Regions from separate parts of the Homo sapiens genome. Here all the other regions are linked to region 2. A link is a loop called in an ENCODE intact Hi-C map of the cell type or tissue named here. Cell type or tissue: endothelial cell of umbilical vein. All regions are shown on one strand. Each heading gives the region's core, and the rest is flanking DNA. Links, peaks and the distances in the headings are about the cores only. Region 1 has its middle 110 kb from the start of GADL1. Region 2 has its middle 68 kb from the start of MIR466. Region 3 has its middle 120 kb from the start of GADL1.

The links. A loop is a pair of places that touch in the nucleus more often than their neighbours do. Peaks named below come from ENCODE experiments on the same cell type or tissue, not always from the same donor. Only the 100,000 strongest peaks of a DNase experiment are listed, where the experiment ranks them.
Region 1: a loop joins it to region 2, with 8 times the contacts of the local background. A loop is called at or near these places in 1 of 110 quality-filtered maps.
Region 3: a loop joins it to region 2, with 6 times the contacts of the local background. A loop is called at or near these places in 1 of 110 quality-filtered maps.

The regions. Positions count from the first base shown.
Region 1 is chr3:30,997,929-31,008,907 of GRCh38, reverse strand. No RefSeq gene overlaps it. Among named protein-coding and RNA genes, the nearest start is that of GADL1, 110 kb to the right of the region's middle. In endothelial cell of umbilical vein, for the core only: no CTCF peak of the experiment used is centred there; a DNase peak (open chromatin) is centred at 4,497; H3K27ac peaks cover 1,568 bases.
Region 2 is chr3:31,088,772-31,099,750 of GRCh38, reverse strand. No RefSeq gene overlaps it. Among named protein-coding and RNA genes, the nearest start is that of MIR466, 68 kb to the left of the region's middle. RefSeq lists an enhancer at 3,345-3,936. In endothelial cell of umbilical vein, for the core only: no CTCF peak of the experiment used is centred there; a DNase peak (open chromatin) is centred at 6,400; H3K27ac peaks cover 1,636 bases.
Region 3 is chr3:31,010,742-31,021,720 of GRCh38, reverse strand. No RefSeq gene overlaps it. Among named protein-coding and RNA genes, the nearest start is that of GADL1, 120 kb to the right of the region's middle. In endothelial cell of umbilical vein, for the core only: no CTCF peak of the experiment used is centred there; DNase peaks (open chromatin) are centred at 5,320 and 7,210; H3K27ac peaks cover 1,414 bases.

The DNA.
Region 1 (10,979 bases), core at 2,743-6,742, 89 kb after region 2:
AAGAAGGGAGGTGTGGCTGACAGAGATGCACTTACAGCTGAGTAGGGGCTGCTCCCTTTATACGGGCCGGCCACACACTCTCAGTTCAAGATGGTCTTTCTCATTCTCTGTTGTCTGACACTCCTCCCACTTACACATTTACATGGTTTTTTGGTACTCTAGGTATTTTCCTAGGTGACCCTAGCACCATGAGGTGTTGCCTCAAATCCTAAGTGCAGTCGCTCCATCATGCTAAAAATCTAATAGCAATGGGGTACTGTGTAATAATGAACCAGTAATATCACATGGGACTATCATGGATTATGTCAAGGAATTTACAAGTTAATACTAGAAGTAGATATGTAAGAAAACAATTTTATCACAGAAATAAGTAGACAAAAAAGATCTGCAGAAGGTATTGTAGTAGGACAAAAGAGAGAGTGGCCAACTCTGCTTGGGGAGTTTAGGAAGATAACAGAGAGCAAGATGCTTGAGCTGGGTCTTGAAAAATGAGTTGGGGTTTGCCAGGTTGAGGGAACAGGGAAGGCTAGACAATCAGAATAAATAACATGAGCAAAGCTCTAGAAGCAGACCAGTGGTGGTTAAATGTGGTTAGAACATTAGGAACGGGGAAAGAAAATGAGCCATGAAACTGGTTTGAAAGGATGGGATCAGCTCATGAAAAATCTTGTGTGACAAACCAATAAGGGTGACCTTTAACTACTGGGCACTGGGAGAGCCATTAAAAAATTTAAATTGTTAGGAGTTTAAAGTTTAAGGGAAATATACAATTTATAAGTGTTTACATATTTGTGGATATATATATATAGTGTGTATATCTACTTTCTGCCCATCTATATGCCTACTTGCTTATCTATTTAATCTATCTATCTATCATCATCATCATCTATCTTCAGAGAAACCACTTGAAACCCCCTTTTGAGGCTTCACATCAGCAAATTTCAGTTAGGTTACACAAATTCAAATGCCTTGCTTGAGTCCATTGTTGGTATTACCCAAGGCCACACAACTGTTCTGCAACAGAGCTGCGACTTGATCACCGGTCTCTGAATACCCAACGTAGTCACATCTGCTTTCATTTTGACCTTTGGGTCAATTCAATAAGGAAAATAAGCAAGCCATATACAATGGGAGTTACAGAATGTTATTGCTAACCTTAAAAATGCTGAATGGTTTCCCAAAAACATGACTGACCATGGGAGCCTCAGAAGTCTCTACGTACCTGAACTCCTTTCTTTGCTCCTCCAAATCCTGACCCCATGTTATGTGTTCCTGTCTTGTTTCCAATCAGATTGCAGCTTTTCTCTCCTCCGGATTCCATCTCAATTTTCACTTCTAGATTCAGTTTTGTTATTTGTTATCCAGACCTGTCCCTAGGCTTAGATTTGCACCGTCCTCATTTTACTTGGAGGGAATACTCTACCCATGTTGATTCCTTGAGGGATCCATCCCTTGACTCAGGCCTCACTCCTATTGAATAATTCAGAGCACAAGGGCAGTTGATCTGGGGTTTAGAAGGTTGGGTGTTAGCCTGGCTTTGCCACTTAAATTCTGCAGTATTGCACAAGTTGTTTCAATTCTCTGGCTTCAGCGTTTTTTGTTTGCTTGTTTGTTTGGTTTTGTTTTTCATTTTTGGCAGGGAATAGGTCTAATTATCTCTAGGGTTTTGTGTTATTTAGAACCCCTATAATTGCATGTGATGGAAAACCTAACATAAACTGCCTTGAGTGATTAAGTGGATTTCACTGGCTCATGTAACTAAAAAGTACATGGTTAGAGCTGGTTTCAGACACGACTAGATTCAATGTCCAAACAATATCTCCTGTGTGTGGTTTCTCACATCTCTTGGTTCTGTCTTCTGCTGTACTGGCTTTGTTCTCAATATCCAAGTAGGATAAAAATCACTTCAGTGGCTTCAAGTCTGATATTTCTTCCTCTTCAAGTTGAAAGAAGAAGATAATGAAACTCTTTCTCAGGTTAAAAACAGAAACAAGAATCTGATTGTTTTTCATTGGTTCTCAATGGGTAAAGTGTCCATCTATGAACCAATCACAGTGGAATGGGTTGCACTGTGGTGATTGGCTTGACATTGGTCATGTTTTGCAGCACTCAGTATGATGTCTTCTAACCTTGTGGATAGAAGTGGCTGAACTGTAGATCTTTAAACAAAAACAGAGACTTGCCAGAGGAGTGGGGTGGATGCTGGGAGGCAAAGAGCAGATGCCTCTGAAAGCTCCTTCTTTCTCTAGGAATCTCAAGTTTCTAACTACAGATCGTGCTGTTGCTAAAATATTTCTGAGATTTCAGTGGGTGATAATGTGAACCATGTACAAGCATTGAGGCTGGGAGTCCTGGGTTCCAGCTCTTGCTCCACCAGCTGTGTAACTGAGTGAGCTACTTTTTCTCTCACAGCCTTAACATCATCACCTGTAAAATGCAGCATTTGGACAAAATCTTCTCTAAGACCTTTCCCAGCTCTAATGTGCTAGGTTTCTGTGAAGTCTGTATTGTTCATTTAAATGCCATCCAGAGGGAGAGGCAGTCAAATATAATTTCCCCACTGGAACCAAAGATGCCAATGTAAATTTCTTCTCGTATACTTTTTTTTCTTTCTTTTACCTAATAGAATACCAAGTGCTATATTTTAACTATAGTTTTTCTGTTCTTCAGTTAATCTTGCAGCGAAATTATACTCCTGCATTTGGTACCCCATTCCCTATCTCCATAACACCAGGCTGGATAAGTCTTATGTATAGAAAACTGATGATTGTTAACAAAAAATCTACTGGAAACCAATTCTTCTCAATTCTTTGCCCTTCCTTTAAAAAAACAGTCTTGTTGAGAAAAATTTAATCCATATGATCATGCTTTAGTTTCTATTGACTCATCATTTTTCTTCAGCAGCAGTGATTTAACTTCTAAAAAGTATTTAAGGAGAAACTTCAACATTATTTTTGCTAGCACTTAGAAAATCCTATTTCATTTTCCCCTAGAACAAATGAATTTGCAACCTGAAATTTGTACCACAAAGCTATGAATAGTCTTGGATTTAAACAGAAGAAATTAGGCCAGGCATGGTAGCCCATGTCTGTAATCTCAGTACTCTGGGAGGCTAAGGCAGGCAGATCACTTGACCCAAGAAGTTCGAGACCCATCTGGGCAACATTGCAACACCCAATGTCTACAAAATAATACAAAAGTTAGCCAGGCGTGGTGGTGCGTTCCCGTAGTTCAAGCTACTTGGCAGGCTGAAATGGGAGGATTGCTTGAGCCTGGGAGGTGAAGGCTGCAGTGAACCATGATCATGCCTCTGTACTCTAGCCTGGGTGACAGAGTGAAACACTGTCTTAAAATATATATAACAAATAAAAAAAAATTAAAAATAAAACAAACGAGGAAAACATCTTTTTACCTTGGTCAGAGAGGGGGCAAAGGTGATATCCACTTGGGACACATGGGTACTATCTTACTGGTTGTTTATGGCTAGTGTCTGTTCTGATGGGTGAGTCTGCCTGCCATGTTTAGAACGTCATTGCTTGGGAAGTCCTCGCCCTCTTCACATCTGGGAAACCTTGTGGTGTTTCCTTTTATTCCATGCCTGAATTCAGTGTGGCCCTTGTTGGCAAATACTTCTACTGCCATCAGGTACTTAAGAGCAAGAACTCTATGTGTCCTCGCCCACTCAGCTCTGTTCGTAAATGAGCACGTGAAGGTCAGTGGAAAGACTAGAGAGAAAGAGGCTAGGAAGGGAATTAAGGTGGGTCTCAAAGACCTGGGATCTAGGCTTGCTCTGACACTGACTCTCTGTGAGACGCTGTACAAGTCACTGACCTTGTTTATGTCTTAGTGTCCTCAGTTGTAAAATGAGGACATTGGGCTGCATCTGTGGTTCCCGATCCTTGTATGGTGAATGAGTCTCAAATCGTTACCGTTTGTTAGGTATAAATTTCCGTGCATTGACTTGAATAGGCAAGAAATTCATTTAACTTTCCTCTAAGTGAACTTTTTTGAACAGATTTTTTTTTTTTTTTTTTTTTTTTTTTTTTTTTTTTTTGCCAAAAATGGCTGCAAGAATGTTTCTGGTTCTATGTGATGTACCAGAACTTGCACTTTCTTCATCAAGAAGTCAAGTCTCTGTCTCCTGCTCGTGAGACTAGTCAGGCTTTTGTGACTGCCTCAGCTATTAGATTATGGCAGAAGTAATGCTGTGTGACTTCTCAGCCAAAGTCCTAAGAGCAGAACAGCTTCTGCCTGGATCTCTCACTCTAGCTATCATGAAGCTTCTCTATTACATGGAGATAGAGATCTGCTGAAGGAGCCCCAGCTGTTGGTATTTTCCAGGCCAGGCACCAGTCATATGAGTAAGCCAGCCATCAGACAACTTAGCCCCAGCCACTGTCTGCCTGCAACTGCACAAGAGAGCTGAGTGAAAACAATCTTGCTGAGTTCAGTCAAGCTCCAGAAATGTACGGGGTAAGAGTAAAATAATTGATGTTGTTTTAAACCAGTAGTTTGGGATGGTTATTCATGTAACAATAGATGACTAAACACTGCTATGTCAAATTCCTAGTCCACTGTTTGGTAGGAATGAATTCCAGTCATTTTTGCAATGCTATTCTTCTATCCGTGGAATTGTCTGAATTGGGAGTAGTTACATTATGTTATGCTGTCAAGGAAACATCTGGTGATGCTGTCCTTGATGCCATTATCTGTATGCTATGTCCATGGAGGTTTCCTTGTTTCTGTCTAGTCTGCAGTTACTAGTCTATGGTTTCACTTCTGTCTTTCTTTCTTCCCGAATATAAGACTTCTTCAAATCATTAACTTTTGGAACTATATACTTGCCACTCTCAGGCTCAATGGACACATTCTGCCACTCCATTTTGGGCTTTTAGATCCTCCACTCCCCTGTACCTCCTGAGTGCAAGAGGACATTTTTGCTGCTCCTGCCTCCAGTGTTGCACAAGAAAGTTAATGAGCCTCTTTTAGACAGGTTTCTAGACCAATATTTTTCAGATTTTAAAGCTGCATTCTTGGAGCAAGTCATGAAATCAATCCACTAGTTTGTGATCATCATTTAAAAAATTTTTCGGAGTAGAACAGAATTGAATGAAAAATGTCACAGTATATCAAATATTGGTAAGGCAACTGTGATGGCTAATTTTTTGTGTCAACTGGACTAGGCCATGGCACTTTGGCCAAACATATCTGGATGTTGCATGAAGGTATTTTTTTTAGATGAAATTAACATATACGTCAGTAGACCATGAGTAAAGTTGATTACCCTTCATCCGGTAGGTAATTCTCATCCAATCAGTTGAAGACATTAAGGAAAAGACTGATATTCCTGAGAAAGAGGAAATTCTGCTAGCAGATGGCCTTTGGACTCAAACTGCAACATCAATTCTTCCCTGGGTCTCTAGCCTGCTGACCTAACATACCCCTCAAATTTTGGACTTGCCAGCCTCTACAGTTGTGTGAGCCAATTCCTTACATCTCCTCCTCTCCCCTCACTCCATCTCTCTCTATCTGGTCGGCTTTGTGTAACACCACGAAAATAAAACAATACTTTCCTGTCTTCTGCTGATTGGCACCTGTCTTTCTCTTCTGGGTAAGATTGTTTCTGCTTGTTTAGATAACAAGGCAGTCATGAATGGTATCAAAATGTGTCCAATACTGACCACATTGCTGGTGTTCAATAAATTAAAAAATATTTTATTCTGTACCTGTGGTCTATACCCTAGAATTCAAACAGTTAACTGTCTTATCTGCATTCAGTATTCCACTGCCACTTAAAATAAATGTGAATTAATATAACAATTCCTCTCAAAATTATATCCGTTGGTTTAAATAGCTTTGCTGTGTGTACAAATACTTTGGGTGAATGCAGTTATTTAATAGTTTAAATCTAGTTTCATTTTGATAATATAGCATTGTTCAACTATTGAAATGACTAAGTTCCCTTTTTGTATGTCTTGTGAGAAACATAGTAACTAGGATATTGTGTTTACATGGTGTCTGTTTTCCTGAGCAGAGAGTTCAAAGCAGGTTATACACATTCCATCTATCTCAGCATCCTTCGGTTATTACAATAAGTCCTTCCACTTTCTGGTGTGATTCTGTCCCCTTTCATCTATCGAGCTTCTTTCTCCCCACTCCCTCCAGCCCTCACTTCCCACAACTTATTTTATGGTTTTCCTCTACTTAATTTCACTATTCTTTAATAGGGTTTGATTTACTGGGCAGGTCCTGCACCAGCTGAAGATTACCAGGGAAATAGCAAGGCATTGGTTTATGGTGTATAGTTTATGGTGTACACCCAGGCATTGGTTTACGGTATATAGTTTTGATAGTAAACTTATCCATTGGAATGTATAAATGACATATAGGCAGAATAAATAAGTGGGTTCTACCAATATTGCTTGTTTTGGAAAAAAATTAACATAAGATTCTAAACACACATTACTACATTTGTTTTTAGCATCAAAGGTCATTACAATAAAGGACAAAATTTAAAGAAACACAGTACATGGATTACAGATTGACATGGACTTTCTAAAAACCCACTGTGATTTATTCCTTCTTGCTGTGGACTGAGTGTCTGTATCATCCCCAAATTTAGATGTTGAAACCCTAATCTCCAATTTAATGGTATTTGGAGGTGGGCCCTTTGGGACGGAATTAGGTTTAGGTTAGGTTGTGAGTGTGGGCTCTTGTGATGGGATTATTGCCCTTATAAAAACAGGATATCTGTCTTTCTCTGCCATGTGAACATGCAGCAAGAAGACTTCAAAACAGAGAAAGAGACTTTACTAGGAATCAAATCATCCAGTACCTTGATCTTGCACTTCTCATCCTCCAAAACTATGAGAAATAAATCAAGTAACCCAATGCAACATATTTTTATAGCAGCCCAAGCTGACTAAGATACTCCCCAACCTGCCTTTGGTTGTGTTTTCTTAGTTTATGGTAACTGTTTCCTGACACCCTTTGTAAGATTCACCCTGTGTTTCTCTGCTCTGCTGGCTTCTAAAGTATTGTTCACAATAGAAAGACCTGTGCATCATGAGAGCTTCCCATTAGGGCCCTGTTGTTCCTGCTTCTGCTGGTCTCTGCCAGCCACTTCTGAGCACCAAATTTCTTCCCTCTGTTATTTTGCTTTATCACAGGGATGGTCAGCAATCCTTTATGAACTCTAGTAGCTATGCAATGACAGCAAGAGGATTTGGCCTTCAAAGGAGCCTCTTACCAAACTTTCTTATTTCTGGAGCCAAATTAACATCTCAACCATTCTGCTCTGATCTTTCCCATGGGTTCCTATGGTCCCATGGCATCTCTTGGTCATGTACACACACAATATGTTTCATATTTTTCCTCACGACTAAGGAGATTTGACTATTCTCCCTCACCAGCACCAGCTCAGTGAGGCACTGGCTTTGATTTTGAAATGGTTTAGCATACAATGGCTGATGTCTATCCATTTTAGAGGAAGCAAACACGTTTACTTCCTTTACTAAATTTCTTATAGGATCCCTGCCCTCTATTGTTCAAAAAACAAAACAAAGCAAAACAAAAAACAGTTAAATTGTGATTTCCTGTTAAACAATTTTAACAAGAACAAAAAATATATTAAGGTATAACTAGCAGGACTCAAAAATATTGACTTACAAATTTTAAAATCCATTTTCCTCCTTTCACTACTGTCAAATAACAGAAGATTCTATCCTGGGACTTCCTTAGTTGTACAGACATCAGTGAATTTGTTAGGATATTTTTGCTTACAAGTAAGAGAAGCCTGATTCAAATGGGCTTGAACAAGATTTGCTACCTAACATTTCTGGAGCTCCGTGGGTAGGACAATCAGGGCTCGAGGCTGTTCCTCTGGGCTCTTCCCTGCATTGTTTCAGATTTACTCTTACCCTGGTACAAGATGGTTGTAAACAGCAACTGTGGCAGATGACTTCTTAATGGGGGTTGAGGGAGTACAGAGAAGCGACAGATTCTACCGTTCTATGGAGTAGGGCAAGGAGAAAAGTGAGGTGCGCAGAGGGGCTAAGTGGACTGCCATGACAAAGGCCTGGGCCAGAGAGGAGATGGGAGAGGAGAGAAGGGAGGTGACATAGATTGAGTTAGAAAAAGGATTTTTTGAATCTTACACTGGAAAAGGAGAGGCACTTTAGGGCATCATCCATGCATGTATGAAATATCAACAGCAAGAGAAATGAGAAAGAAAATTTGAAAGAGGTTTCTGGAGTGTTAGAAATATACTCTCCTTTGGTGTTTTCATGAAAGACTGTAAATTAAGAGTTACATTGATTTTCAATTATTTTGGTCACTGGAGTACGACAGATACTAGAGGTTGGTTTGCTCAACACTTCAGCTGCCATCTCTATTACAGAAAGGTTAACCATATAATTTATCATCTAAACAGGGACACTGGAGGCTAAAAGGGTACCTTATTAATGATTATGCAGGTACTAACAGTGTTAACCAGGACTATCCCATGCAAACCAAGACATGATTTATTCGAATAATATTTTATTTAGAATTGCTATTATAATAGCTATAAAGTGAAATATTCAACCACCTCCCTCACATTTAGGGTGGTCAAGTCTCACTCTCACAGTTCCAGTCCATGAGATAGAGGCAGAAATCCCTGAAAAAGACTTGCCTTTCTAAATAAATCAACACTAGAGAATAGGCATGGCTTCCTTTTCCTTTCTTCTGCTTGGACTACAGATATGGTGCCTGGAGATACATCAGCTACTTCATGACCATTAGGATGAAAGACAAATATCTAGGATGGTGAACAGAAAGATGGAACGACATTGAGATGCTGATGATTTCATAGAGCTGATATACAGGCACAATCTGCTTACCTCCACACTTCTTGTAACATGAGAAAAATTAACCCTAACTTGGAATGGAGACAGTACCTAGCCTTACAAGGCAGTTGCAAGAATTAGATAATGATTATGTAGCTCTTTGTACAGTAATTGACACATAGGGCTCAAAAGCTGGTGCCTATGGCTATTATTATTAACTCAGTTTAACTTGCAGGTGTTTCTTCCTTTTCTTCTAGGATGGGGTGAGTGGGGAAGGCAATAGAGCAACCGCAAGAAATGTTAAAATGTCTATTTCTATAAGCATGATTAAATGATACTTTATATAATGGGGACTGGCAATCAAGACTTCATTTTCTATGGTTGGAGACATAGTTGCTTCTACCAAATGGAAAGAGGTGATCACTATGGACAAAGATAGAGAACTGATTGCAGATATATTTGTTCCAGGGTCCAAAAGTTTTTCACTTTGCTACAGCAATGAATACCTAGGGAGATGTTGATCTCTCAGGTCCAGTGAAAATTTTCCCCAACTGGATCCAGAAAAAGAGTCATTTGGTTTTAGAGATTTAAAAATATTTAAAAGTAACCATTTAAGTTTTTAGATTTTCACACAACCTGTAAGTCAGAAATCTTCATATTCAATCTGCCAGAGGTCTTTGGTAATTAAATCACATTTAGAAATATTTTCCAACATGTTCTAGAGAATGAGATACGTACATGTCTTTTATTCATGGTAATGGAAATAGAAGAAAAACTCATTTCCACAGATACTTCATTTGGGCCCAAAAGTCAGGCCCTATCTTTGTGCTGAGTAGGCTTTCTATAAATTAGGAGGGTGAAGTAGGTGTGGTTCCCTAGAAACACAGACTAAGACAGGCATTTAGCTGCATGTTGGGGTGTGCTCTCTGGAGAGAAACAATAAGGAAATCAAAATAAAGAAGAAAAGAATCTAGGCAGATGTGGTATCACCTGGAGTTTAGCTTTTGCTGATCCCATGGGATGCTTTGGGGTATGAATTGTACCCAAGAGTTGAGCCCACCTTGAGGCAAGCGGTCTAGGATTTTGTACCCTCAAGTCAGCCAGTCAGTGGCTGTGAGGTGTCCTCAGTTGGGTGGCAAAGGTGTTATCTCTCGTGTGGCCTGTCTTTTTTCTGAGGCCAGTTCTTCAGAGAAGGAGACATCCATGAGCCATTAGCAGCCATCATTTACCAAAGCTGGGAGACAGGTGTGCTGGCCTAATAAAGGGGATCTGGGAGATACTCCAATAGAGTCCCCTACAAAGAATGCCCTCATTTGATGTCAACTATGGGCCTCTTTTGCTTCTTCATGGAGAATGTGTTTGAAACCAAGGGATTAATGTCTTTAAAAGGGATAACCAGTGTTTCTGAAGCTTGACCAATATGTGAACAGTTTCTTAAGAAGGGAAAGTTTTCTTAGTTTCCAACCTTGGCTTAAATTGTTTTTCTTTTAACTTTGCTTAAATATATATAAACCCAAAAGTATTGATTAATGTTCTCTGCTTGTATTTCTTAAAATGGTATGAAACCAAAACAAATTAGAAAGTAAATCTTTGAAAGAATGAGACCATAAAAAATCAAACTGACAACATAAATTCAATGTGATGCATGGTGTTATTTTGCTGGAACTAAATTGCTGATCTCAAAGTAAATATGTAACTGTGAAATTGCACAGGAAGTCTCACATGTCTCATGTAGCCTATGTTATATGATGCCATGGGAAGGACCAACTTCCCACCACTCTTCTGTAATAGAACTTTTGTAAAACCCTAATTTGTACAGATCATGAGGATCTGTTTACTTTGAAAGAGAATTATTAACATTTACATACTGATGGTTTCTACTTTTGTCATTAGCTCACAAAAATCAAAAGTGTACATCTTGGCACTGTTGTGATCATAAACCAAAATGCAACACAGACACCTAAATGCTGTGGCCATCCTTAGTAAGTAAATCATCCATAATGCACTTACACAATTTTATCAAAATGAAAGCATCATATTTTGCCATTTATTTAAATAACTTTGTGAGCATTTAGGGACCTCAGAGACTATGTCTGCAACATTCTCTGATACTGCTCTTTCTCATGAAACAGGAACATGTACAGGTGCAGGGTG
Region 2 (10,979 bases), core at 4,686-8,685:
GATTTAACATTTCTTCCAAGATGCTAAAAAATCCTTGGTCTGCTGACAGCAACAGGGAGCTGCGTCTTGAAAGAGGACTCTGACGGCTTGCTCTCAGATGTCCTGGCTCCAGCCTTTGCAATCACTGTTTTTCAGAAAATTGTTTTAAATAGCGTTTATGTTCCATTTTGAACAGCCTCTTCTTTTTTTTGCTTCCTTCTTTCCCAACAATCATTGGCAATTGCAGTGTCTTTCCATGGTATTTCACTATCTAACACACTATTGCCGAATGAAGTCATTTCATGGTGAAATAACCTAGGCAGAAGACATGTCTGTTTTGGTAGAATACTGAAGTTCACTATGTCAATGCAATCAGGTTCACAAAACAATTTGCAAAACTAAATTTTCCATTTATTTTTTTCAGAGCACTAAGGAAAAATAGAATCTGTGGAGATGGTCCTTCTGCAAATCTCTAAAAGGCAGGATGTGCTCTTACGAGAATAAAAGGAAGGAATGCATCTTAGAATTAATGCTTTTGGGGTAGGCGGGCTCTCCTAGCACTCTTCTTCCTTTCCTCTAACTCCTTTCATAGCTTCCCACTTCCAAGGAAGAACAATTTACTAATCTGATTGGGCTTTATCTGATTTGTGAATGGACTACTGGACCTTAAAAATCAGCAGGAATTTCAGGATTTCCTTCTTTCTTTCCTTTTATCCTGTGCCTCTAACAGTGTGGGTCGGGTCAAGGTGTTCATTCTCCCTAGTGCCCCATTTCCTCTTTCTTGTGTTGTTCCAAATATTTAGATTTGTAGGAGAAGTAGGAGGTGAGGGTGACCAATTCATCCCAGTTTGCCCAGGACTTTCTGGGCTTTAGCACTGAAAGCCCAGCGTTTCTGGAATCCTTTCAGTCCCAGGCAAATTGACATAGTTGATCACCCTAGACCCTATTTCAGCCTCCAAACTGAGCCACATATACACCTTAACTTTTTATGAGGAGCCTTGAATTGGGGATTATGGAGTCTAAGCTACTAATTAAAAGCTGTTTTTAAAAAACATTAAAAATTTCAAGTTAGCTTTTCTTTCTTCTATCTACTCCCTCATTCTGTAACCCCCTGGAGAAAAGGGATGAAAGACAGGATGGCTTCCCTGCTATAATGGCTCTAAAAATGACTCTTGACATCTAAAATGGCTATGTGTTTTATGGACACAGATACAGAAGGACCAAAAGGACCCTGGGGTCAGTGTCCTGGGGAGCAGGATAAGCAAAGGAATTGGTGGAGACAAAAGAAGAGGAGAATGGAAAATAAAGGCTTTTAAGAAAACGGGCCAATTCTCTAAACAGGTCTCATTTTGAAGACATTTATTCAGGTGAGCAACGTTGAGTTTCCATGTTGTGCTGGATCATGTGCCAGGCCCTGGAGATACTAAGGTGAGTGAGACACAGTCTTACACCTCAAGAAGCAACTTGTCTTGCTTTCTTGGTAACTCTCAGCCCGGTGAGCTCAGCTTCCTCCTTGGACTATGTGAAGGAAAGCTGGGTATAGATCCAATGGGAAATCCTCACCGAGGCCACTTTTTTCAACTGTGACCCCGTCAGGAGAGCTCTGCTCGGCAACCCAACTCTCATTAGGTGGCAGTGTCCATGGTTTTTTGGTCTGGGATGAACGACATTTGTTAACCAGTGCAAATGGGCCTTCATCTCTTTAGAAGCCAGGGTTCAGTGTGCTTCCATGTCCCTGGCAAGCTTTTAAGTTCCCATCACACCAAATTTGAGAAGATCTGCTTGCCTTCTGGCCAGAGGAGATTATTTTAGTATCCTTTAAAAGATGTCAGTGGTTATTTTCCTGGCAAATTCTGGAGAATTGCTTAATCTTGGTCTCTTCCAGGGTTATGCTAGGTAGTGAATAAATGATTGTCTTTTCTATTGTGAGTTTCTTTATCATTACCTCATGGGTAGTAGATCTTATGAAAATCCAAAAATTTTAGTTCTTTTGAGAAATTGGCAACTCTGGCAAATACTGGACCCCATTCTTTGAATAACAACCATCTGGAGTTCAATGGGGACTTTAGAGACGGTTTGCAGTTCCAGATCCCTGAAACCACCCCATCCACTGCTGTCTCTCTCATACTGTAGCAGAAAGAGTCCATTTTTTTTTTATTCCTGCTTGCTTCCTTCTCTTTTATGTTATCATCGTATACAGAGTTGATTTTCCAAACCCTGAGTTCGAGTCTATAATCATTGCACCCTCTTCCATAGTGATCATTTCCTTCCTCCGTTTTTCCATCCTTCCTTCCTACTTTTCCTTTTTCCCTCCCTTTCTATTCTGGCCCCTCTCCTCTCACATCATCTCTCTGCCTGGCTATATAGCTTTATGTAGAATTGTGCATCACTTATAATGTGCACAGAACAAATATTTACACACGATGTCCAGCACAATCATGTAAACCAGGAGATTTCAGTGTGTGGTCCACTGATCATCAGCATCAGAATCACCTGGGAATTTATTATAAATACAAGTTCTCAGTTCCATCTGGACCTACTGAATTAGAAACTCTGGGAGGGTGGGGTCCAGCAGTCTGCATTCTAACAAGTCTCCCAGGCAATTCTGATGCGCATAAGTTTGAGGACCACTGATCTAAACCTTCAAGCAGCAGCCATTTATTGAAAATGAGCTTGTGGAAGGCAATTTACTTCCTTGGCTATCATCTGAGAATAACAGAAATTTCCTCCTCGTTTTTGCTCCATAGGCGTGCTTTGGAGGTGAAAGAATGTCTATTTTCAGTCCAGAAATCACCATTTTGTGAGGTATCAGTTCACTTTCAGTTTCATGGGATGTTTATTGTGGTCTGGAAGCATTTTTTGTCCCTGTCACTGGCAAAAAGAAGGGAGAGGATGAAATCCTCCCTTGTGGTCTGTTAGTTCTTGATTAGATACTATTTGTACTGCTCCTTCAAGTGGTTCCTTGGGCATAAATCTTGTCTCCCCAAACAGATGGTAAGTTCCTCGCAGACAGGAGCTTAAAGCTCAGCAAATCCTGGCTGACTGATTTGAATGAAACAACTTCATTTGCTTCCTTTGCCAAAAGTTGTAGCAGGGACTGAAAAATTCATTTCTCAATTCAGATGAGGATAGCTTGTGAGGGTGAGCTGCTGAAGTAGCTTCTAATCATGCCATCTTGGGTGCAAGTGCCTTTTATCAAAAGGTCCCAAGAATCCTCCCTTCCAAGGGTCCTGCTCACTGAGGATCCTGGGAACTACTTTGGGAACCAAGCCTTGGAATCACTTTCTCTCTAACATGCAGAACATTGTGCCTAATTACTTGGCAAGGAAGAAGGGGAACCCTGATTTTGGGGTAGCTGGGAAAAGGCCATGGGTATGGGTGAGAGGTGATGATTTGATTATGCAGGTATTTAGTTGGTGGCAAGGCCTTGATCTGGCTTGCAGGCTGATGAGATACAACTGGACTGTGCCATCCACTTAATAGCAGGTTAACTACATCAACTCCTCCATACTCCCTGCTTCTTATACCCAGGAAATTTAGGTACAGAAAGGGTAGGGAATCTATCAAACAGCTATTAAGGGAGACTATTCATTCATTCAGTCAGTCGGTTAGTCATTCACTCTGTCCATATGCCGCTATTAAGCTCCTGCTGTGTGCCAGACAATGAATAGTTCCATATACTTGTGTGTTGTGAGTTTCTCTTTTGTTATGCTCCAAATAACGGCTTTGATACTTCTGCAATTGATTTCATTAATTAAGTTAATTTTATTCACAATGTTGGGGACATAAGAAATGGATGCAAATGAATGCTAATTTCTGAATTAATATTTCAAGCTAAGGCCCTTGCCATTTTTTAAGGGAAGATTGCTGCAGTGGTATTGGAATTCAGAAATAGAAGCTTGTTTTTCCTCCTCTCTCATTTAAGCTGGGTAGGCTCTCACCCTGAGAATGAAAGTGTCTGAAGTCTCGAGGACTTCTGCCCTGGTTTTATTCTAGCTCTTGGGAAGTATTCATTAATGCTGAAAATGCTACCTTTTGCCATCTTCCCTCATGACTCTTTTTTTGTCCTAGGTCATAGAATCGATGAGAAACTTATCTTCTCTTTCTGCTCCAGTCCGGCTTTCCTTTCTTTGGCCTTTTGCACACATACATGGTAACATAGGATGGCTCTGAGAGAAAGAAAAAGGTACCGGACAGGATGCAAGCTTTTCAAACCTCTCCTTCTGCTGGTTCCACCCATCATATGTTTCTGTGTTAGCTCAAGCGCCTGGGGCAGGAATTCTTAAGGAGAGTGCTTAAGTGGAAAACTTTCCTACACACAGCAATGATATTGCCTTAATGTGCTCTTTCAGGTTGGGCAACTGACATGTTTGTTTCAGTGGAGGAGTCTCACTGCAGATGAAATTCCACCTTCTTTCTGTGAATGTTTTTGCACTGTAGCAGCTCTTTTTTTCTTTTGGGTGGTGATAAGAGTCGGGGGTGGTGGTTGGATTTTTGCTGGGAGAGCAGAAATTTCTGATTCCGTTTCTTTGACTATTTTAAAGCCTCTATTGGGAGACAGGAAGGATGGTGAAACATGCTGCTCATAGCAATATTCAGGAATTCATATTCTGGAAACCCTTAGCTCAACCCGCAAGACCCTTTGATGATCTAGCCCTTGAAGCCTTGCTGGTTTTGTCTCTTACAGTGCCTGCTTCTCCTCACAAACCTCCCCAAGGTCTAACCGTATGGAATCTGCTCACCATTTTTCTGAATACTCCACACTGCTTGGTACTTTTAGGCCTTTGCACATTCAGCTTACCTGGGGGAAAACCTGCTCATCTTTCAAGACTCAACTCGAACATCAACACTTACATCAATCCCAAGAGAGCCTTGTCTGTCCCATCCCATGCCACTCCTGGATAGAGTTGACTACTGTTCAACTCTATTGTTCATACCAATGCTGTGGCATTTATTGTACCATTTTTTAGTTGTTTCATAAACAATAGGTTACTATCACAGTGTTTAAAACCGTTTAAAAACAGAAGCAAGGTTGCATGAATTCACTATCAGTTCTGTCATTTACAAGCAGTGTACTCTTGGGAAAGCTACCTCGGCTCTATGCTTTAGTTTCCCTGTCTGTAAAATGAGAGTAATAATGATAATAATTACCTCATAGGTTTGTTTTGAGGATTAAATAAATCAGTATTCTCCCCTTCCTCCTCTTCTTCCTTTCCTCCTCCTCCTTCCCTACACCTTATTTCTTATACCCATTACTTTCCCTTCTATACAACCTGCCCTCAGGAAATAGTGGACATAGCCTAGAAAACTAATTTTTTAATTTTAGATTTCTTAAATAAGCTTCTGTAAATAACACAAAAGTAACAGTGTCAAATGTTGGCTATTAAATATCACCAAGTAATCTATTAATAAAGTAAGTCCAAGTTTATTGTTTGCTTCAGTAAAGGAGATCACTCCCTTAACAGTCTTAATGCCATCTCAGGAGGGGAGGATGAAGTTTCAATATTTACAATTCCAATAGACTTGCGCAAGGTTCGTGATAAAATAGTGTGGAGTTAGTTGACATAACAACGTAATAATTTCAAGGCAAGTAGTTCAAAGCAGGCCTCGGATTATTGGTGAACCTGTTTGAGTTATCTATGGTTACTTTTTGAGTACTTCTAGGAGTCCCTGAAATATACAATAAAAGGCCTTTGGAACTCCATCTTCCTGGGCAACAGTGTCCTGGAATATTCATGTTCATGTGCAGAGTAAGTTGGGCAGGCATAGATAGTTTCAGTTCTTAATACTTAGAAGGATAGTATATTTTTTATTTTCAAGATCCAGGCTTTTTTGAGTAATAATTTATGATGAAATTCCAAATGGCTGAGCTGCAAACAAACTATAATGCCTTGAGGAATTTGAGAATACAGTATTTACCATGCACAATAGAGATGGGGAAGTATGAAATGACATAAGAGCCTTTGAATCCCACACAAGAGAAAAAGTACAACCATCCAACAGGAAGAAGAAATTAGGAAGAGAAGTTCCTGGAGCTTAGACAATGTTTTGAAAAAAAAAAAAAATGCTTGGGCAGGGTGCGGTGGCTCATGCCTATAATCCCAGCAATTCGGGAGGCTGACGCAGGTGGATTACCTGAGGTCAGGAGTTCAAGACCAGCCTGGCCAAAAGGGTGAAACCCTATCTCTACTAAAAATACAAAAATCAGCCGGGCATGGTGGCAGATGCCTGCAATCCCAGCTACTCGGGAGTCTGAGGTAGAATTGCTTGGACACAGGAGGCGGACGTTCCAGTGAGCTGAGATCATGCCATTACATTCCAGCCCAGGCGACAGAGTGAGACTCCATCTCAAAAAAAAAAAAAAAAAAAAAACAAAAACTTGGCGTATCTTCTTTAGGAGGTGATAATGATGGAGATCCCCAGATGTTTGTTTGTATTTTTCTTCTTATCTAGAACTGTGCCAACAAGAAGGAACTGAAATGATTAGGCAAAGGCATTTCCTGTCTGGAGAAGGGTTGGGAAGTAGCACTCTGTGTCTCCCATGCTGGAGTGGGAAGAGAAAGTTGGCTAAGTGTGGAGAGCTTGCAGACCTCCAGGGTGTCATTGTGACACTGACAGGGCTTTATAAGGGAAGCTGTGGATTTCTCATCCCAGGCTAAGGACTGGATGCAGAGCATAGACAAGTTTTAGAGCATTATCCACTTGAAAGAAGGGATGGAAGTCTCCCAGTCAATTATTGAGGACTGCTTTTGCACTGAAGTTTCAGCCCATAGTAATCATTAATTTTGTTCACAAATCTGGGGGAAGGTATGACTGGGCTCACTCAGCTAAGTTGTTCAGGGTCTGTCATGTGGTTGCAGTCAGATGATAGCTGGGCCTGGGGTTACATTGAAGGCTTCTATATTTAGATGTCTGACCCCTGAGCTGGGGAGACTCAAACAGTGGAGAGTAGGTACAGCAGGGATTGCTCAGGATTCTCTTTCTTTCTTCATGTAGTTTTTCTACAGGGCAGCCACCAGTGGCACACATCTTGCATGATGGCTGAAAGCTTCCAGACTGAGTGTTCCTAGAATAACTCACAGAAGCCCCGTGGCCTTTTCTACACTAGCCTTGAAACTCACAAGGCTACCCTTGTGCTGCATTCCCCTCATTGATGCAATCACAAACGACTGCTCAGGTTCAAGAGAGGTGGCATAGACTCCACATCTTGTTAGGAGGTGTGCAGAGAATTTGAAGTCATTCTTTAAAACCTTCACAGTGTGATCAGGCAGAACAGACAGGACCCCACGTTTCAGAGAAGGCCCAGATGCTGCTCCTTCATCCCAGGAGAATATGAGAATCTCTGGAAACTCAGGTCAACTGAGAGATTAAGAGGGAAAGGAGGAAGATAGAGAGTATCTTCAACTGAACAAATTTAAATCCTGAATCGGCTTGTTTAAATCAGTTTTTGATTTGCATTGATTGAAAAAGTAAAGTTTCTCAATTCCAAGCAGAAAGAATGGCAAAAGAGCTGAGTTAAGTTTGGTTACTAAAAAATATAGTTATATATTACACATTTGAAGCTATGCCTGTGTGAACCAGTGCTGGAGACACTGGGAAGTTGGCGGTCCGCTCTCATAAAACCAGCTGACCTGTGCCCAACTCAAATCCAATTTTTGTGCAGATAGGATGCTCTGAAAGATTTCAGCAGGTTTTGGGCTTTGCTGGAGACCATGGAGGGAGCTGACTTAAGGCTTTCTTCATTTCTGGGGCTAATAAGAACATAGTCACTAGCAGAGAGCCCTGGTGGGGAGGATCACAGTACAGTTTCCTGGAGAAAATGTGGCCAGCAGGGGTCTGAGAAGCAGGGTGTGTTCTCACCCGATGAGTGGTTCCGGGACTTCTTGCTGGTGCCAGATCCTAAGAAGCTATGATGGATCTGGAAAAAGCAGAGTGAGTCCTCCCCTACTTCCAAGACCCTGAGAGTGCTAGTGTTTCCAGATGCATCCAGGGAGCCCAGAGACTCTGCCCCAATACTTCCACTGGAATGCCAACTTGACAGCTGGGCCAGCAATGATCCATGGTAAGGACCAGGTACCATCACTGTCAGCCAAGGTACCCCAGAGTTAAACCCTGGGAGTACCTATTTATTTGAGACCCAAGACAGGGCACTTAAAAGTACCCCCCTCCTTTTTATGACAACATTATTTTCAGTGATATTTGATATTTGCTAATAATCACTTAATTTGTCTTTAAACAATTAATGAAAAACAATACATTTTAATATGCAAAATGTTATTAAAATTCAGTAACATATTTCAAGTATGAACTAGACTTTTCACTTCCTAAGCAAAACTATTATGGCTTATAGTTTGTACTCTTTTTCATTTTAAAACATTTCGAACACAAATAAAAACTCCAAATGCTCACATAGTAATGGAACTCCAGGTGGCCCAAGTGCGTTTTCTTTACCTTTAAGGTTACTGTGCTATCATTTTTTATTTAGAACCTACTGTTTAAATGTAGGAATATGTAGTACCACAGGGACTGGAGATGTGGATTGAATCTGAAGTGAGCTGGAACAATTCTGTACTACGATGAACTTAATCTTCGTAGGCACTCGTAACTGAGTCTTGGTGTGTTGGGGGCCAACTTTATAACTGAGAGTTTTCTGAATTAATTTCCATGCAGTATACAATGTTTATTAAAAGGTAAGTAATCAAAATTCACTAATTTTAAGGTTTCGTATGTATAATTAAAACTCAACACTAGCCATAGCTAAAACTAGCTAAACTTAGACCAACGACAGATTTTAGGGGAAGAGGTACGGATATTGTTTAAATTGCTGTGCATGGTGAAAATAAAAGGCAGACTGGCTTCTAGTTGGTTTTTTTGCTATTTTTAAATTCTCTACAGACACTGTACCCCTTCGTAGCTGACTCTTCTACTGCCCTCTCTTGTGTTATCCCTGGTGGGCTCTGGCCCAGGGGTAAAGTGGTAAAGTGGTAAAGTGGTGTAGAATCCAGAGCAAGAAAGGAGAAGGCCCAGATGCTGCTCCTTCATCCCAGGAGAATATGAGAATCTCTGGAAACTCAGGTCAACTGAGAGACTAAGAGGGAAAGGAACTGAGCACTGGTCCAGACAGCTCCTCAGAGAAATGAAGGTGATAGAAAACACATTCAAGTATTCAGCAAAGATGATAAGAACACCAAAGGAGATTTGACCAGATCATAAAGAAAACAAAGTTATCTGGAATACAAACTATAACCTTTTAATCTAAAAGTTTTTTAGATGAATTAAAGAGGGTCGTGACCTTTGAAACCTGAACTAGAAGATCAAGAGAAAGGACTATTTTATAACTCAGAGCAAAATTGCAAAGAGAACTAAATCATGGAGAAAGAAAGAACTTAAGTAAATTGATGTACAGATCCATGAGACCTAATATATGAACCATAGCGGTTCCAGAGGAGCAAAGAACAGATGGAGGAGAGTTTACTTATAAATAAATAATAAAAAGAAATTTATCTGAGCTGATGAGACAATTGAAGCTAAAGAAAACCCTTAGTCTGCAGAGTTCTTAGAAGTGTTCTGAGTACCAGGTAGTATTAAAGAGAAAAGCCATATAACTCAGTATACCCTGGGAAAATTGCTGAACTTAAAGGGTAAAGTGAAAATCCTATAAACTTCAAGATAGCAAAAAAAGTTACTTACGTAGAAAAAAAAAAAAGAATGATTGCCATTTGAACTTTGTTTCAGCAACACTGAAAATTAGAAGACAGTGGAATAATGTTTCTTTAAGCTTCCAAGAGAAGCTGAAGAATCTTATATGCAGCCAAGAGACGATTCACCTGACAGGGTGAAAGAATGAGATTTGTGAATTTGTAATAAGTCAGAGAAAGTATGTACATGACTCTCCATGTATCATGTGAGTCAAATAACTGAGAAAAGACTCTGAATAGTCCCCAGCATGGTAAGCAATGGACAATGTTGGAATGAATGGAAATATATAATGTAGGTGCTAAAACGAATATTCTGCAGAAAAAGAGGCCTACTCTCTGGATAATGATCTACAAGTATCAAACTGGCCTCATAAACCTAGATACAGGGAAAGTAGAAACATTTAAACAGTCTCATCTTACGGAGAGGAGAGAAAGAAGAGAGAGGACAGAGACAGGACTAGCTTCATGGCCTGTGATCTGTAACAGAGTCTCATGTTCAGAAAGGCCTCACACTTCATATAATGCTTTGATGCTGTTGTCTTAAAATGATTAATAATTTTGAACTAGTGGCCCCGCATTGTTGTTTTGCAACGGGGCCCTGGATTAGTCCATTCTCACACTGCTATGAAGAAATACCTGAGACTGGGTAATTTATAAAGAAAAGAGGTTTAACTGACTCACAGTTCCACATTGCTGGGGAGGCCTCAGGAAACTTATAATCATGTCAGAAGACAAAGGAGAAGCAGGCACCTTCTTTGTAGGGTAGCAGGACCGAGTGACTGCAAGCAGGGGAAACGCCAGATGCTTATAAAACCATCAGATCTGGCCGGGCGCGGTGGCTCACGCCTGTAATCCCAACACTTTGGGAAGCCGAGGCAGGCGGATCACAAGGTCAGGAGATCGAGACCATCCTGGCTAACAAGGTGAAACCCCTTCTCTACTAAAAATACAAAAAATTAGCCGGGCGTGGTGGCAGGCGCCTGTGGTCCAGCTACTTGGGAGGCTGAGGCAGGAGAATGGCGTGAACCTGGGAGGCGGAGCTTACAGTGAGCCGAGATCACGCCACTGCACTCCAGCCTGGGTCAGAACGAGATTCCATCTCAAAAAAAAAAAAAAAAAAAAAAAAAAAAACCATCAGATCTCATGAGACTCACTATCACAAGAACAGCATGGGGGAAACTGCCCCCATGATTCAGTTACCTCCACTTGCTCCTACCCTGACATGTGGGGATTATGGGATTAAAATTAGAGGTGAGATTTGGGTGCGGACACAGAGCCAAACCATATCAGGCCCCCAAAATT
Region 3 (10,979 bases), core at 4,933-8,932, 78 kb after region 2:
CTTTAAAGATAAGCTCTCAAGGGTGAAATTCCAAGTTCAAAGTACAGGGACATTTGGAATGCTCTTGATACTTTGCTAAATTGCTTTCCAAAAGGGTTGTGCTGGCCTACAATGGTGCTCAGAGAGGCCTGCTTGAAATATTTGTTCAAAACAAGCTCTGTCCATATATTCTACATTATTTGAAATTTCTTTTCTTCTTTACATCCTATTGACTTGTTTTACAGGCATCAGATTTCCAGAATTCTTCCCTTAACCTCAGCCCTGTGTACTGTACTTTACGTTTTGTTTGTATTCTTAATAATTAAGATTTTTGGCTGGGCGCAGTGGCTCACGCCTGTAATCCCAACATTTTGGGAGGCCAAGGTGGGTGGATCACCTGAGTTCAGGAGTTCAAGACCAGCGTGGCCACCATGGGGAAACCCCATCTCTACTTAAAAAAATACAAATATTAGCCGGGTGTGGTTGTGAGTGCCTGTAATTCCAGCTACTCAGGAGGCTGAGGCAGGGAGAATAGCTGGAACTTGGGAGACAAGGGTTGCAGTGAGCCGAGATCACACCACTGCCCCACCAGCCTGGGTGACAGAGCAAGACTCTGTCTCGAAAAATAAAAATAAAAATAATAATAATTAAGATTTTTTTTCTTGAACTCTAAATATTAGTCTCATTGTCATTGAGCTCATAAAATAATCACATTATAGAGATGGGAAGGAGTTCGAATGTGCCTGTATATTCAACCTACCCAGAGAAACATTCATTTCACCCTACCTACAGCCACATGACATCAGGGTGATCAAAGATTTGGATGTGGTTCTCTTAAAACCCTCTATGACAGACGTAGTTACTGCTAGATAAATGTTCACATTCCCAGTCCCATTGCAGAAAATCTGGGTCATATGATTAGTTCTAATGAATGAACCACAAGTAGAAGTGATGTGTGTCATGTCTTTAATGAAAAATTTAATAGTGTGTGACCTCCTCCTCCTCATCCCTCAGCTCTCTACCCCTTTATCTGTGATTATGGAAACCACGTGCAGATATGATGGGGTCAAAATGTAAGGTATACCCTGCATTGTCGAGGTCAGCCTACCTGAAAGATGGTTGCTTGGGAATTGGCTAAAGATGGTAATACAGAGGATTTATGGATTAGCCACAATGCTGCCATGGATACAAGGAGGAAATGGGGGAGATACGTGCTCTCTCTAATTAATGTAGAGTAGGCATAAAGAAGAGATCAAAATTTCATGATAATTCAAGATTAAAATTTTTCCAAGTTGATGTTACCTTTTTGGAGTTTACCTGGTGATATTCAAAATAAGGCCTTGAATTAAATTAGGCATCAACATCGTGATTCTATAGAAAAGGAAACTGAGGCTAATGACTTGTCCAAGGATCTGACTCCAAAACATGTTCTCTTTTCTGTTATACCCTCCTGAGCAGAAACTCAATGAATGCAGAGCATAGTCAGTAGTAGAAATACTTAGCAGAGAATTAGAAACATCTTTCTTCAGTCCAACAAAATCCCAGGGCAAAACCTACCATTACTTTTATTTCTTTGTAATTTTGAAGGAAATACAAAGTACATAAAGAAAAAAAAAATGGGAGCAATATAAAACCGCAAAAGCCATGTTTTCTACTAGCTTACGGGATTCCAGTTCTTTCCTCAGATGATGTTCCTGGGAGTCAGGAAAGGAAAGCCTGGATTCCTTTTAATGTCTTGTAAAAAGCTAGAAAATTTATCATTTTTTCTGATATTTTTTCTAAATATAGACAATACATTCATGCTTTGCGAGATGGTCATCTGCTTTTTTTTCTTCTCTCAAAGAAATGATTATCTCCCTACCTTTGTCAACATTTGTAAGCTGTGCTCTTAACTTATTAAGAGAACTATACAGTTAAGGGCCTCATCTATTTTTCTGTTATTTCATCTAGTCACTGGTTGAGAGAGAAGGCAATTGAAGGCAAATGTCCCTTCTTGCCTTTTGAGTTCAGCGTACTTCAAAAGTTCTTTCCAAAGTGATATAGTTGCACTGAGCCAGACATTACGCACATAACGAGACTCTCAAAAAGGCTGCACCTGACAGTCCATGTAGCAGGAGGACATCGGCATGATGGGAGCCCATTGAATGTTGTACAAGCACAATTTCCATGTGAGAGCTTTTCATTGTTGTGAGTGGACTCCATACCAACTGTAAACTTAGATCTCATTTAAGGACAGTACATTATAGGAGTACAGATGTTCAAGAGGCCCAGCAGACAGCTGCACATGTTGGAAGTTGAAGATGAGGAATGCCATATTGCATATCTCCAAGAGCATAGATGACCAGTTTGTATGGAAGAGAAGTCAGAGCCTATGTGTCTGTAAGTGAGGACACTTGCAGACATCAGTTTAAAGGTATCTGTTTCTCCTCATGGGCTTTGATTTGCAATGATTGTGACAGATTCCATTATTGGTCAGCAAATATTTCCCACTTCTGCCACTTCCATGAGAAGGATATATATACTTCACTGTCCCAGTGGTATTGGGCTTGGCTAGGATGACTTGATTTGAGTTGCCATGTGCAAATTCCAAGCCTAGTCTTTAAGAGGCATCATATGTTCCCTTTGTCCCTGTTGCATTTCTGCCATCACCATGAAAAAGATACCCCCTGGGTATCCTGCTGGTCCTAGAATAATGAGATATATGGAGCAGACTGGGACCTGACTCATACCCTGAGGCCAAATTCTGCCTGGTCCAGCCTGGATTGGCCAAACTCCAGGTGTATGAATGAGAAATAGGTACTTATCATATGTTGCTAAGATTTTGTGGTTGTGAATAGCATGGCAACAGCTCATTTATTCACTGATTAAAGTTTGTCTGCCTTTTCCCAAACTTACCGGCTTATGGATACAGACAGGGTCACAGAACAATTAATATCTCATATTTTGTTCATTGTTGCACCTGCTTTTTCCCCAAAGGCTCAGCTCCCTGCCCCAGATATTTATGAAAACCTCCAGGGACTGAATGTGTAATCACAAACCACGTCAGAGCAGCTTCACTCATGTCTTCCAGACATCCATAGCATCTTGCCCAACGGGAACTGGTGTTGCCCTAAGTACATGAGCTTAGGTCAGGGCTATGTCCACATAGAAGAGCTGAAAATGAGCCTTTCCCCAGTCCGTGTGATAATTTTGTCATTAGGGCCCTGAAGCAGTACTATATATGTCTGTGTGTCATGGATGGCTTATGAAAGTGAGCTGTTTAAGTTTAGCAATATATGAACAGGTATGACTTGCCTGTGAGACTGCTGTGTGCAGCTCCTACCATCACCACTTACTAATCCCACCAATTGAACAAGTTGCTTCACCTCTGCAAACCTCAGTTTTCTCATCTGTTACATGTATTAAACATGTCTATTACCAGGGGTTTCTCTGAGGATCAAATGAGAGAATGCATGCCAAATGTGCAGCATTGGAAATACTCAACAATGTTGGTCATTATCTTCTCTCCCCTGTTGAGATTTGTAAAAGCAGTCATTAATTGCATTCCTCCTATTCTACCTATTTCTAATCCAATTTAGGAAAGCACAAAAGAAGTAGTTCGCACAGTGATCCAGAGGTTCGGCTCTGGCAGCAGTTGGCCTGGGTATGACCTTGGACAAGTTATGTAACATTTCCTGCCTCAATTTTCTCAACCACTAAGTGGAGATAATAACAATATAAGTTTCCTATTGCTGCAGTAACAAATTCCCTCAGACTCAGTGGCTAAAAATACCACAAATTGATTATCTTACAATTCTGGAGATCAAAAGTCTGAAGTGAGCCTTACTGGGATAAAATCAAGGTGTTTGCAGAGCTATGTTTCCTTTCTAGATGTTCTAGGGGAGAATCTGTTTTCTTGCCTTTTCCGGCTTCCAGAAGTCCCCTGTATTCCTGGGCTCATAGGTCCCTTCCTCCATCTTCAAAGCCAGCAATGATCAGTCACAAGTGTTTCTCATGTTTCTTTACTCTGCAACTAACTCTTCTGCCTTTCTTTTCCATTTTTAATGACCTCTGTGAGTACACTGGGCACACATGAATATTCTGATATAATCTCCTTATCTTAAGGTCAGCTGATTAGCAATCTTAATTTCTTAATTCCCCTCTTGCCACGCTATGTAATACATTCACTGGTTCTGAGAATTAGGATGTGGACATCTCTGTGAGCCTATTATCCTGTCTTACTATGTACCTCATAGGATTTTAGATGATTAAATGAATTAATACATGTAAACCATTTGGAATCAAGTCCGGCACATAATAAACATTATCTAAGGATTGGCTATTAGTATTTTCACACAAAAGTCAAGAGTATCAGTGTTATTGATAAAAAGCTAGATTTCAGAGTGTGAGATACAGACAAGGGACCAGATGGGCTTCTGTACTGTCTCCTCTGAATTGAATGTATACATCCAGTCAAAGACAGAACCCTTGGGCATATTTAGGCTTTTCTCTGCAAGGGGGGGTCCTTCCCACAGGGCTCACTGAATGAAGAAAGGACAGGTGAACAGACACAGAGAGAGGCACATGCAGCTGCAATGACACTTTCCCTTGTCTCACCACCAGAATAGTCACCTCTCCTCTGTGGGAAGGAAATAAGAGAAAAATACCTCTGGGAGAGTAGAAGATATTATATTATGGATGAGCAGGAATTCAGGGACAGGAAAAAAGCTTTTTGTCCAATGAGTCCCTAAGGCCAGGTTGGAAAAGAACTGTTGTTGTCTTTATCTCCACATCTCTTCACCCAGCTGCTTGTGATTGAACCTGCTGTTGCCACCTTCAGATCAGGTAGAAGGTTTTATGCAAAACACTTCACTTAAATTGCCTCTCTTGAGTTAGCCCTGTTAGTTTGTACAAGTGTCCAGACACTGCTAAACACCAGCTATGACAGCCTATGTTCAAGTTGAGATGCTTGAGACCAGGGAAATATAATGTCAGTGTTTGGACCATTAGAGCCATGGTCCCCTTCCTGCCCCTCTTATTTCCTTCTCCCTTCCTTCCTTCTTTCATCCCTTCTTCTTTTCCTTCCTTCCTTGTCACTGTTTCTCTTTTCTTGGTTGAATATATTGACAAGAATTTGTTAAAATACAAACTATACCCCACAGCATGTGTAGGTTTAGAAACAGAAGCACTTTTGTTTGATTTAGGTTTGTCGTAAACTTCTGTTAGGGAGAGAGATATCAAAATGTAATAGCCATGTCAAAAACTATTGTTTGAGAGAACAATGGGCCAAAGATAAGAACAAAGAATCTTGCGGAAAATTCATTTTCAGTTTTATTACATCAGTTTACAAACTATCACAATCTCTGACTATGGTCTGTTTTTGTTACACTGTAATCTAAACCATGACTATTCAAAAGTTGGGGTTTGCATTTCAGATAGGAAAACAAACTCATAACAAAACACTGTGACATCAAGGGATATCTTATATCTTGAATTGAATGAAAAGAAAACTCTAGCTTATGGTGGAGAACAAAGGAGAAGCAAACTTTTTTCTTAGTTCAGATTTTGTTGATTAATTACCAAGATGAAAGCTTTTTTCTAAAAAATAATTTACCAGGTGGTAAATTTTATTTTCTAAATCAGCACAGAAAAGGGAACTATTCTATAATATCTAAAAAATATAAAGTGTTTTTATGCCTGAGGCATTTTCATAGTTTGCATTTAATTATAGAAGAATCCCTTCTTACAGGGATAGACATAATATGGGCTTCATATTTACCCTTCTCAAAAATGGTAGCTGTTATGGACTGAATGCATATGTGCTCCAAACATTCACATATTGAAGCCCTAAGCTCCGGTGTGGCTGTATCTGTTGTAAGGACATAATAAGGTTAATTTAGGTCATAAGGATAGGGCCCTGATTTGATAGGATTCGTGCCTTTTTAAGAAGAGATTTCAGAAAGCACTATTTTTCTCCTTGTTTACAAGAAGAGGTCATGTGAGCACACAGTGAGAAGGCAGCCATCTGCAAGAAGACAGCCCTCACTGGAAGCTGACCATGCAGGCATCTTGACCTTGGACTTCTGGCCTCCAGAACTGTGAGAAAATAAATTTCTGTTTCTTTAACAGAAATTTATGTTGTGGCATTTTGTTATGGCAGCCAGAGCAGATGACAACAGTGGCCAAGGCAGATTATCCTCCTGGATATAGCCTCTGCAGCAGGCTTTTCTCTTTAGCCTCAGTTGTGGTGTGTGTGTGTGTGTGTGTGTGTGTGTGTGTGTGTGTGTGTCTGGGCAGAAGTCTTAAAAGCTAGGGGACAGTTCAATACCTTCTCTTCACCCTTGTGGGTGACTGTGGAAGCATGTGTTGAGATGGAGTTAGTGTCTGCCTTCGATCCTGAGGGACTGGATGAGCAGACCACCTCCATGCTAGACAAGCAGCATGAGAGGGAGAATGGGATGTTTGCTATCCAGATAGAGGCACTGTCTCAAAGATGTCATTGCAGAACACAGATAACAAGGATGTTATTTTGTGGTTTTCAGATTCAAAAGTCTAGGGCCCAGGTACACAAACAGCATATTTGAAAGACCAGCTGGAGATCCAGGCTGTCCTTTGCCAGACTAAATAAGGAATAGTTGGACTTAAAGAAAAAAAATATGGAGCATCTTGGAGAAAGCAAAGAGTATACATGCCAATGTATCCCTGAATCTTCTTCCCCTGTCTGTGTCTCTGGGAGATTGGAGGTTTTCCTGGAAACCCCAGAGAGTCTTGGAGTTTCAAGATTTGAAGGGATCTGTGTCCCATTTGTAGAAAAACCCTGCACTTATCTAGATGAGGAGTAGATTATGTTCTGCAAAGTATGTCTAGAACTGAGTCACTTCAGAGTTCTCAACCCTTCAGTGACACAGATCAAGAGAAGAGGCCTGCATGCCCAATAGAGGCATCGAAACAGTAGAAGATGTGGAGGGGAGGCCTGGCTGGCCTGATGAGGCCTTCTTTCTGGGAGTGGGGGCGGGTGTAACAGCTCTGTGATCAGCATAGCCCACAAGGCCTCTCCTGCTCCAGCGGCACCTACTTCTCCAGGAGCATTCCCCATCATTTACATGCCCTGTTTTAGCCCAAGTAAGTTGCTTATGCTTCCCAAGCTGTTCCATGACGTGTGTGACTTGCATTTGCTGTCCCTTCTACCTGACATTCCATTCCCATTCTTTGTTTCATTGAGAAATATTGATTCATCCATCGAGATGCAGCTGATTCGTCACCACATCTGTGAAGCATTTCCTATTCATTGGTCTCATTAGTCATTCTTCCTTTATGCTACCAATGTCCCGAACTCTTACCTTTATCCAACAAAATTAAACAAATGTTTGTGGAATACACACTATGCGGTGGACACTCTGTTCACCAGATTAAAAACTAGTGGACACAGCAAATAGGGTTCTACCTCTAAGGGCCTCATTCCAGTTACAATTGCTCCATAGCAAATCACCACAAAACTTAGTGCAACAGCAACCTTCTTGAATCTTGGGACTTCTGTGGGTCAGGAATTCAGGAAGGCCCTAGCTGAGTTGCTAGCATGGAGCCCTCATGGACTGCAGTTAAATGGTGGCTGCAGCTGGAGCAGCAGGGGAAGAGGGCATATTGGAGCATCTGTCAGCTGGCCAAGTATCTCCCTCTTTAGTGCAGTCTCAGAGCTTCTCCATGTGGTTTCTCTGCATGGCCTAGTTTGGGTTTCCTTGTGGCATAGCAACCTCAGCACAGTCCAACTGCTTATGTGGCAGCTGAAGACTTCAAGACTGAGTACTCCAGAAGACAAGGCAGAAGCTACTTGCCTGTAAAATTCAGCCTTGGAAGTCACAGTGTCACTTCTGCTGCATTCTCTTACCTATCATTGAGTCACTGGCCTGTCCAGATTTAAGGGCAGAGGAGTTAGATTCTACCTCTTGATAGGGAATTGCAGGTTCAAGAAGAGAATGTGGGATTGGAAATATTATTAGAGCCATCTTTGGAAGACAAAACTCTCTCAGTTTTGGCTAGCATTTACCATACTCTGATGCATGCCCATTTCCATATTCAGATCATAAGCTTGTTGAGGGTATGAATTAGAAATTATTTCTTATTTGTTCCTAAAACTTAGCACAATGTCTGGAAGAGAGAAGGCTCTCTCTCTCTCTCTCTCTGTCTATATATATATATATATATATATATATATATATATATATATATATATATATGTAGTGCATATGGAATGAATAAATGAATTTTCCATTTTTTGTCCAAGTCTAGAGAATCCTTATTTCTAAAAATAGAAATTATGTCTATTATTTTAATTAAGATAATGAACAGTTTTGCAAGGATAATTTAGTTCCTCAAAGTAGCACATTTTCTAATTTTCCAATAGAGTTATTTTCTTAGCTATCTGTATTAGTCAGTGTTCTCCAGAACAGAATATGTATACACACACACACACACTGCACACATACATGCACATACCTAAACAGAGGCAGGCAGGGAGGGAGGGAGGGAGAGAGATAGAGAGAGAGAAAAGAGAAGAGAAGAGAAGAGAAGTGATTATAAGGGTTGGCTACATGATTATGGTGGTGAGAAATCCCACCCTCAGCAAGCTGGAGAACCAGGAAAGCCAGTGGTATAATTTAGTCTGTCTGAAGGCCTGAGAGCCATAAGAACCAATGGTGTCCTGAAGTCCCAAGGCCTAAGAACCAGAAGTTCTGATGTCAGAAGGCAGGAAAAGATGAGTGTCCCACCTCACAGAGAGAGAGAGAGAGAAAAGTCACCCTACCTCTGCCTTTTTGTTCTTGTTGGGCCCTAAACAGATTAGATGATGTGTGCTCATATTAGTGTTAGTGAGGGAGGATCTTCTCTACTCTGTCTACTGATTCAAATGCTAATAATCTCTTCTGAAAACACTCTCATAGACACACTCAGAAATAATGTTGCATCAGCTATCTGGGCATCCCTTAGTCCAGGCAAGTTGACACATAAAATTAACCAACACGCTATCAAAGTCAAGTTTCTCTAAAATATGTACAGTAAACTCAATGCGGGCACAAAATTTGTTTTTCTCACGTAGTGTTTCTAAGTACTCTACTTCTTAATGTTAAAACACCTCAACTTTGGGAATTTTGGCTTCCAGATGAGAAATGTTAGGGCCCTTCAAAGGGTCAAGATTTCAATAAAACTTAGGCTTCCCCAGAACAATTCAGGTCTGGGTACTTTGATAGTTTGGAGCACCAAATTTATCTCTCCCTAGGATCACATAGCTCTGTACCCTTTGAAGCCACATGAGTGATACTCTGTATTCTTACTTCTGAATGGTGCTTTAGCAACTTCCATATACCAAGAATTTGCTGGAGTGACTTTGTTGAGAACAAATCCAAAATATTCCCAAATGCAGTTTGCCATCACAGTTAGATTGAAGGATATCAACCTGTGCTTTATGCTACATGTGCATTTTAGTCAGCTCCTTTCATGTACAAAGAATGATCCTGGGTTAAACACCCATCTCATTATTTATGAAAAACTACACACAGATGAAATAGGATTAATACTGGATATTTGTGTAGTGATACCAAAAGCAGTAGTTATTTGCAGAGCTTCCTTTGGTAGCTTTTTTGTTTCCTTGTTCTATCCATGTTTTGTTTGGGGTACACAATTTTCTTATATTTATCATGTTGTATTATTATTACAACCATATATCATATAAATTACAAATATTGATGATAGCTTCCATTATTGAGGTCTTATCCTAAGCACTTTATTTGCCCATCTCAGCTGATGCTCACAAATATTCTGTTAATATTCTCTTCACTATTTTGGAGTTCAGGGGTGTTAAAACTTATCCATGGTTATAGAGGCAGCAGAGCTGGACTCAAACATTCCTATGTCTGATTCCAAAGTGTTTAAGGGCCAGAGTTTTTTCTGATCTTTTGAGGGAATTGTGAGTATCTGGGGAAGATCCTCAGTCCCTGCATATGCAGCCTCTATTGCAACAGGCTTTTCTCTGATGATCGGCTTCTGCTTATTTGTTCACCTGTCTCTATGACAATCTTGTTGCTTAGTAGAGGCAGGTTGAGATGGCTTCCCATTGAGAGCCCAACTGTTACTCACTGCTGTGGATGTTGGTAGCTGAGGGTGGCAGACCTGGAACCAGGGAGTGCATGAGCTGGGGTCACTTGGCAAGCTGCCTCAGAAGTCAACAGGAGAGAACATGCAAAATCATTCAGTGTAAAGAGCTTGGGGCATGGAGAGAGAAAACCATGCTTTGAGTCTTTATTCATCTTGCAGCTGCATGATCCTGAGCAAATCACATAGCCCCTCTGAGTCTCGATTTTCTCATTTGAAACAGGAGTTAATGATACTTGTTTTGCCTTCCTCTCTGGGTTATTGTGAAAATCAAATGACTTTATCTTGGAAGAAATTGCTTTGTGAATTGTAAAGTTTTACAAAATGTTGGGTTTTTTTTGTCAGGGAAGATCAGCAGAGTGGTCTCCCTCAGGAAGAAGGCTGCCATGGAAAAAGGGGATACTGCAAGATGACGTAGGAGGAGATAGGTTCCCGAGGACTGCAGCTACTGGGGAAGATTTTCGAGATATGGTGTTTCGTTGTCGTAGCTGGGAAGAGGGGAGGGAGAGTGAAGTGGAATGATACACTGGAGATGAAAAAGCAAAGCAGCAAAGACATTATGAGAGTGAAATTTTTACCGGTTGTAAGTTGGAAAAAAAAATAGAAACTTTGTCAACATATGAAAAAAATATCAAAGAACATGTAGTACATTCGTTTGTTCCTTAAAATATTTTTAGATGCCTACTCTGCACATATCACATGAATTATTGAAGGAACATATTTAGATAGCTGTTTACATAAATTAATTTGATAACTGCTTAAATAAAAAATTAATTTGATAACTGTTTAGATGCATATTTAGAAATTATGTGATTTTAAGTTTGCCGACCTCAAAAATTCCCAATATTCTGTTTCTTACGTTTGTGCATTACATGGAA